Regions from separate parts of the Homo sapiens genome. Here region 1 is linked to region 2. Evidence: read pairs that join two places in POLR2A ChIA-PET (ENCODE). Cell type or tissue: B cell. All regions are shown on one strand. Region 1 overlaps SPG11 (SPG11 vesicle trafficking associated, spatacsin). Region 2 overlaps TRIM69 (tripartite motif containing 69).

What was found. Peaks named below come from ENCODE experiments on the same cell type or tissue, not always from the same donor. Only the 100,000 strongest peaks of a DNase experiment are listed, where the experiment ranks them.
Region 1: POLR2A ChIA-PET joins it to region 2 with 9 read pairs; 8 of 35 experiments call an interaction of 5 or more read pairs at or near these places.

The regions. Positions count from the first base shown.
Region 1 is chr15:44,654,794-44,658,793 of GRCh38, reverse strand. SPG11 (SPG11 vesicle trafficking associated, spatacsin) reads left to right here. Exons shown (of 40, transcript NM_025137.4): 4 at 1,498-1,699. Among named protein-coding and RNA genes, the nearest start is that of SPG11, 6.9 kb to the left of the region's middle. In B cell, no CTCF peak of the experiment used is centred here; no DNase peak of the experiment used is centred here; H3K27ac peaks cover 616 bases.
Region 2 is chr15:44,748,717-44,752,716 of GRCh38, reverse strand. All of the region lies in intron 1 of TRIM69 (tripartite motif containing 69), which reads right to left. Among named protein-coding and RNA genes, the nearest start is that of TRIM69, 14 kb to the right of the region's middle. In B cell, no CTCF peak of the experiment used is centred here; no DNase peak of the experiment used is centred here.

The DNA.
Region 1 (4,000 bases), 94 kb after region 2:
AATGTATTTCTTGAATATCTACTATGTGCTTATGTGGCCAGGTGCGGTGGCTCACGCCTGTAATCCCAGCACTTTGGGAGGCCGAGGTGGGCGGATCACAAGGTCAGGAGTTCGAGACCAGCCTGGCCAATATGGTGAAACCCCGTCTCTGCTAAAAATACAAAAAAATTAGCCAGGCGTGGTGGTGCATGCCTGTAATCCCAGCTACTCGGGAGGCTGAGGCAGGAGAATTGCTTGAACCTGGGAGGTGGAGGTTGTGGTGAGCCAAGATCGTACCACTGCACTCCAGCCTAGGCAACAGACTGAGACTCTGTCTTAAAAAAAAAAAAAAAGCTTATGTTGTGATACATGTCTTTTCATGTATAAATATAGTCTACCTCTTGTCTCTAATGATGTTTCCATCATATTAATAAATGTTTGCTTTGCCACGTTAATTTGATCTTAGAAAATATTATGGGTTCTTTGTCTCCAGTAGATCTGTTGGTCATCAGCAAAATTATTCTGAAGATTTGACAAATTACCCCTTATATGATTTTGGAACTTTAATTTCTGAATTAAAATAATGGTTTTTATATTTTGTAATAGGTATATAATTTTTGCAAAAGTGTCATAAATCCTAAATTAACAATTATTGTTGCCAGGTTATGGAACTGCACTGTCCAGAACAGTAGGCACTAAGCGTATGTGGCTATTAAGCATATGAAATTGGCTAGCATAACTTGGGAACCGAATTTTTAATTTTGTGTAATTAGATTTTTTTTCTTCTCCTGAGACAGGGTCTCACTCTCACCCAGGCTGGAGTGCAGTGGCGTGATCTCGGCTCACTGCAACCCCTGCCTCCTGGGCTCAAGCGATTCTCGTGCCTTAGCCTCCCGAGTAGCTGGGACTATAGGCATGGGCCGCCACGCCCAGCTAATTTTTGTTACTTTAGATTTAAAAGCTGATACTCAGTTCAGTCATTGGAGAACTTTTAAGGATGTTTGTTACAACTTTAGTTGTTCCAACTTTAAACCTTAAATTTTATGAAGTCTCAATACAGATCAGGTATTTCTGATGAAAATTTAGTATGCAAATTAAGATGTGCTCTAAGTAAAATATCAGACTTTGAACATTTATAGAAGAAAAAACATAAAATGTCTCAGTTTTTATACTGACTGCATGTTGATAATACTTTGGATAGACAGTATTGGGTTACATAAAATAGTAGGTTTACCTCATCTCTTGGCCAGTGCTGTTGGAAAATAGCAGTGCCTCTGGGCCTGGCCCAGAGCAGATGTTCAGCAGGTATTGTTGAAGAACTTGGTATCAGGTTCTTTATTGTGGCATCAACTTCATAGTCATCTGGTTGTTATAATGGGGGCTTGCCTCAGTTTTCAGTCTTCTTCTGTTATACCTACAAAATTGGAGTGATAAAGTCTATAGCTCTTTCCCAACCTGTGCTTTAAATAGTTAGGCATACTTACAAAACTGGCATTTTCTTTTAACTCTAACTAAAAGACATTTTTGATGTTGTGGATGGTACATATGTAGCTCATGTGGATTTAGCACTTCACAAAGAAGACATGTGTAATGAGCAGCAACAGGAGCCAGCCAAGATTTCTTCATTTACTTCACTGAAAGTTTCTCAAGACCTCGATGTTGCAGTGATTGTCAGCTCCTCCAACTCCGCAGTTGCTCTTAACTTAAATTTGTATTTCAGGTATGTAGATGACTGCAGTTTCTAATTTGAGGTAAATAGTTAGACTGATAAGAGGTTAAAAATATCCTCGTTAGTTTTTTTTTTTTAACTAGTGTTTCTTTTTCTATTCAGTTAGATCATGTTCTAGCTAATACATTGTAAAGTAGTTACTGAATAATATGTATAACTGACCACTGGCTACCTTTTATATTTTTACATGTTCATCAAAGTTTTGATTTTGATTTGATTTATATATGGTTTATGTCATGTAAATCAAAATTACACAATTTTAAACCACAGTTTAGCACTTAATTGTATAGACATGTTATTTCCCTAATTTTCTCATGTTTCCCATAGAGTTTATAAGCTCCTTGAGAACCCAAGTTCATGATTTGTTCTTTAAATTCATTGTCAATGACTTTTTCTTCCAGTTTACCTTAGCTTTCCACCTCCACAGCCATACCCTAGGCATTATCAATATTTGAAGTCGTCCCTCCCCCAAGTCACTACTTTTTACATCTCAGTCTCTGACCACAACTTCCCAAACTTTCCAGCTTGCTTACTCAAGTACTCCCACTTCACCTGTCCTCTGACCTAACTGGAATTTCCAATTCATTGACCTTCCACTCTTTACCCCATCCTGTCTTCACTTCCCTCTCTTTCCAGCATAGATTCTGTGATCCATCATACAGTTACTTTCTTGCATGTACTCTAAACTCTTGCTCCTGCCCTGTGATAGCACTTGGTCTGGCAAAATTTCAACCCTGATTGAAATCTTTTTTTCTGCCTTCACAGTGTCTGCAGTCAGACAGCTGAGTACTTGTAGAAAACAACAAAAGAAAATTGATACCACTCTAGGTTCACACTTAGTACCTTTAATTGGTCTTAATGTTGCCTGGAAATTTTACAGTGATTTTTCATGAGCCCATTCTTTACAACTGTATTTTTAAACCTTCTCTGTTTTCCTCAAACCTCCATTAATCTCTTTATTCCCAACTTTTCTTGGATGACCTTGCCTCCTATGAAGGCCCATCCCTCTGTGTGTGCTTTAGATCCCATTCCTTCCATCCTTCTTAGGGGCCTTTCTCCATTTCCTCTCTTTTTTATATAGTTGTCGCCTTTATCCACAGTTACAGTTTCTCCCAGTCAGTTGTGTTCCGGAAATATTACATACAGTAAGATATTTTAAGAAAGACTACATTCACATAACTTTTATTACAGTATATTGTTGTAATTGTCCTATTATTAGTTATTACTCCCTCACTGGGCCTAATTTATAAATTAAACTTTATTATAGGTATGTATGCATAGGAAAAAACAGTACAGTTGACCCTTCAACAACTCAGGGATGCCAACCCCCTGCACGATCAAAATGCCACATGTAACTTTTGACTCCCCCAAAACTTAACTACTAATAGCCTACAGTTGACCAGAAACCTTACTGATAACATAAACAGTTGGTTAACACATATTTTCTATGTTATATGTATTACACTATATTCTTACAATAAAGTAAGCTACAGAAAAGAAAATGTTAAGAAAATTTTAAGGAAGCGAAAATACATTTACAGTACTGTACTGTATTGATACTCTACATAATCTGTTTACAAGATGAGTAGTCTGTCTGAAAAGGCAAGCAACCGCAGCAGCATACCTCAACCCATGGTACATGTCAGGCAATTCATGTTTTTCTTACAATGTCATGACTTTTCTCTACTTGGGAGCACTTCCAGCATTACATTTCATATGGGTCCCATGGTGTTATACAAGGTTATGGTATGGCACGAAACATGATGAAAAATACATGAGAACCACAAGAAATCACTTTTAAAAAATTATGTTGTTATTATTTTAGAGACAGGATCTTGCTATGTTGTCCAGGCTGGACTCAAACTCCTGGGCCCAAGCAGTCCTCCAACTCAGCCTCCCGAGTAGCTGGGACTATACGTTCACGTCACTGTGCCAGCTAAAGAGATCACTTTTTACTGTGTTACACAATTTACTGGAGAGAAGAACTGCTCACACAGAGATTATTAGTACCACATGGCATTTTAAGCAGATGCTTACAACACTAGGGCTCACTGCAATGGCAACAGGAAGTGGCCATGATATTATTACAGCAGTACAGTATATACTACAGCTAATTATATGCAGTTATTTAATACTGCATCTTGACATTCGTTTACATTTTCTTTGGCTTCGAATGGTATCATGTACAGTCCGTAAGTGTGTACATTACATAGGTTCTGATAAATGTTAACTTTTTTTTTTTCTTTTTTGAGATGGAGTTTCGCTCTTGTTGTCCGGGATGGAGCGCAATGG
Region 2 (4,000 bases):
TCACAAAAAAGGGAAGTAATGAAGGAATTTAGAAACAAAAAAGCACATACAGAAAATAACAAAATGGCATAGGTAAGTCTTTATCAGTAATTACTTTAGACGAAATAGATTAACTTCTGATTAAAAGGCACAGATTAGGAAAATGGATAAAAATAATATGACCCAACTATAGGCTGTCTACAGGAGACTCACCTTAGAACCAAATACACAAACAAGTTGAAAGTAAAAAGTTGGAAAGACAATCCATACAAATAGTTACCCAAAAAAGATGGAGTAGCTCTACTAATATCAAGTAAAATAGACTTTAAGATAAAAATTGTTAAACTTGTTACAAGAATACAAAGAAGGATATTATCAAGGATATGATATAAAGGTCAATCAATCAAGAAGATAAAACAATTATAAACATATACACACCCAACAACAGAGCCTCAAAATACGTGTAGCAAAAAGAGACAGATGTGAAGATAGAAATAGTTCTAAAAAATCGTACAAAATATCTCTGACTACAATGGAATGAAACTAGAAATCAATAACAGAAGAAAAACTGGAAAATTCATAAATATGTGAAAATTAAACAACACACTCTTAACTAATTGGTCAAAGAAGAAATTATAAGTAATATTAGAAAATACTTTGAGATGAGTAAAAACAAAAATACAGGCTGTGCACAGTGGCTCACACCTCTAATCCCAGCACTTTGGGAGGCTGAGGCAGGCCAATCACTTGAGCTCAGGAGCTTGAGACCAGCCTGGGCAACCTAGTGAAACCCTGTCTCTACCAAAAATACAAAAAGAAAAAAAAAAAATTGGCCATAATGGAACATGTCCGTGGTCCCAGCTACTGGGAAGGCTGAAGTAGGTGGATCACCTGAACCCAGGAAGTGGAGGTTGCAGTGAGTCAAGATCACATCTACACACTCCAGCATGGGTGACAAAACAAGACCCTGTCTCAAAAACAAATAAACAAAAACACACAGCATGTCAAAACTTATGGGATACAGTGAAAATAGTGCTAACAAGGAAAGTTATAGCTATAAACACCTACATCAAAAAAGAAAGACCACAAATCAATAGCCAAAATTTTCCCTAGAACTGGAAAGAGAGGTACAAGCTAAACCAAAGATAGCAGAAGGAAAGAGTAAAGAATAGAGGCAGAGCATGGTGGCTCATGCCTGTAATCCCAGCATTTTGGGAGGCCAAAGCAGAAGGATCACTTGAACCCAGGAGTTTGAGACCAGCCTGGGCAACACAGTAAGATGTCATCTCTACTAAAAATTATAAATAATAATTTTTTTAAAAGGCCAGGTGTGGTGGCTCATGCCTGTAATCCTAGCACTTTGGGAGGCCGAGGTGGGCAGATCACCTGAGGTCAGGAGTTCAAGACCAGCCTGGCCAATGTGGTGAAACCCCATCTCTACTAAAAATACAAAAATTAGCTGGGCGTGGTAGCGAGCACCTGTAATCCCAGCTACTCGGGAGGCTGAGGCAGGAGAATTGCTTGAACCTGGGAGGGGGAGGTTGCAGTGAGCTGAGATCGTGCCATTGTACTCCAGCCTGGGCGACAGAGCGAGACTCCATCTAAAAAGAAAAAAAAAAGTTAGGTGTGGTGCATGCACCTGTAATTCCAGCTATTTGGGAGACTGAGGTGGGAGAATCACGTGAGCCTGGGAGGTCCAGGCTGCAGTGGGCCATGATTGTTCCACTGCACTGTAGCCTGGGCAGCAGAGTGAGGCCATGTCTCAAAAAAAAAAAAAAAAAAAAAAAGGCAAAAGAAAAGAAACAAAATAGAAAATAGAAAAACAATCTACTAAAAAGATAAAAAATCAGCCAGGCGTGGTGGCAGGCGCCTGTAGTCCCAGCTACTCGGGAGGCTGAGGCAGGAGAATGGAGTTAACCCAGGAGGCAGAGCTTGCAGTGAGCCAAGATCGCGCCACTGCACTCCAGCCTGGGTAACAGAGTGAGACTCCGTCTCAAAAAAAAAAAAAAAAAAAAAAAAAAAGAAAAAGTAATGAAATAAAAATGCGATTCTTTGGAGGGAAAATCCACAAAATTTAGAAACCATTAAGTAGACTGATGAAGAAAAAAAGAGAGAAGATTTAAATTACTAAAATCAGAAATGAAAGTGGGTAAATTAGTACAGATCTTACAGAAATAAAAAAGGATTATAAGAAACTATGAACAATTGTATGCCAACAAATGAACAACCCAGATGAGATGGAAAATTTCCAGAAGCACACCAACTACCAAAACTGACTCAAGAAGAAACAGAAAATCTGAACAGACCTACAAAAGTAAAGAGAGTAGATCAGTAATCAAAATCCTCCCAACAAAGAAAAGCCCAGGACCAGACGGTTTCACTGGTAATCCTGCCCACTATTTAAAGAATTAATATCAATCCTTCTCAAACTCTTCCAAAAAAACAAGAGGGAACACTTCCTAATTCATTCTGTGAGGATAGCTTATCTTGGTCCTAAAGACAGATAAAGACATCACAAAAAACAAACTATTTTTAGTTTTCTTTTTGCAAAAGAGTGAAAAGACAACTCACAGAATGGAAGAAAATATTTGCAAATCCTATACCAGATAAGGTCTATTATCCAGAATAAAGAACTCTTACAACTCAATAGCAAAAAATAAACAACCCAATTTTTAAAATGGACAAAGGACTTGAATAGACAATTATGCAAAGAAGATAAACAAATGACCAACAAGCACATGGAAAGATACTTAGTATTACTAGTCATTAGGAAAATTCAAATCGAAGCCACAGTGAAATACCACTTCACACTCACTTGTATTGCCGTAATTTTTTAATGGAAAACAATAAGTATTGGTGATACAGAGAAATGGACTCTTGTACATTGTTAATTGAGAATATAAATTGGTGCAACCACTGTGGAAATCAGTTTGGCAGTTCCTCAAAAAATTAAACAAAAAACTACCATAAGACAGACCTACCAATTCCACTTCTAGGAATATACCCAAAAGAACTGAAAACAGATAGTCAAACAAAAACTTGTACCTAAATGTTAATAGCAGCACTATTCACAATAGGCACAGGTGGAAGCAATCCAAATGCACATTAACTAATGAATGGAAAAGTGTGCCATATTCATACAATGGAAGATTATTCAGTCAGAAAAGGGAATAAAGTATTCATACATGCTACAACATGGATGAACCTCAAAAACATTATGCTAAGTGAAAAAACCCAGACACAAAAGGTCACATATTACACGATTCCATTTATATCAAATATACAGAATAGGTAAGTCTATAGAGACAGCAGATCATTGGTTGCCAGGGCTGGAGAGAAGGAGATATGGGGAGTGACTGCTCATATCACTGGAAGTGACTGGTCATGGGGTTTCCTTTTGGGAGGACGAAAATGTTTTGAAACTAGATAGAGGTGATTATTATACACCATTGTGAACGCACTAAATGCCACTGAATTGTACATCTTAAAAGATTAATTTTATGTTGTATGACTTTTACCTCAATTTTTGAAAAAATGGAAGCTGTAGGCCAAGCATGATGGCTCACGCCTGTAATCCCAGCACTTTGGGAGGCCAAGGCAAAGCTTGATCGCTTGAGCCCAGGAATTTGAGACCAGCGTGAGCAACATGGTGAAACCCTGTCTCTACCGGAAAAAACAAAAACAAAAACAAAAACTGGGTGTGGTGTCACGTGCCTGTAATCCCGGCTACTCGGAAGGCTGAGGCTGGAGAATCGCTTGAACCTGGACTGTTAAGGCTGCAGTGAGCCTAGATCATGCCACTGCACTCTAGCCTGGGCGACAAAGTAAGACCCTATCTCAAAAAATTAATAATACTAAACTGAAGCCATTTGACTCCGGAGCCAGAATTTTTTTTTTTTTTTTTTTTTTTTTGAGACAAAGTCTCACTCTGTCGCCCAGGCTGGAGTGTAATGGCATGATCTTGGCTCACTGCAACCTCTGCCTCCCAGGTTCAAGCGAGTCTTCTGTCTCAGACTCCCGA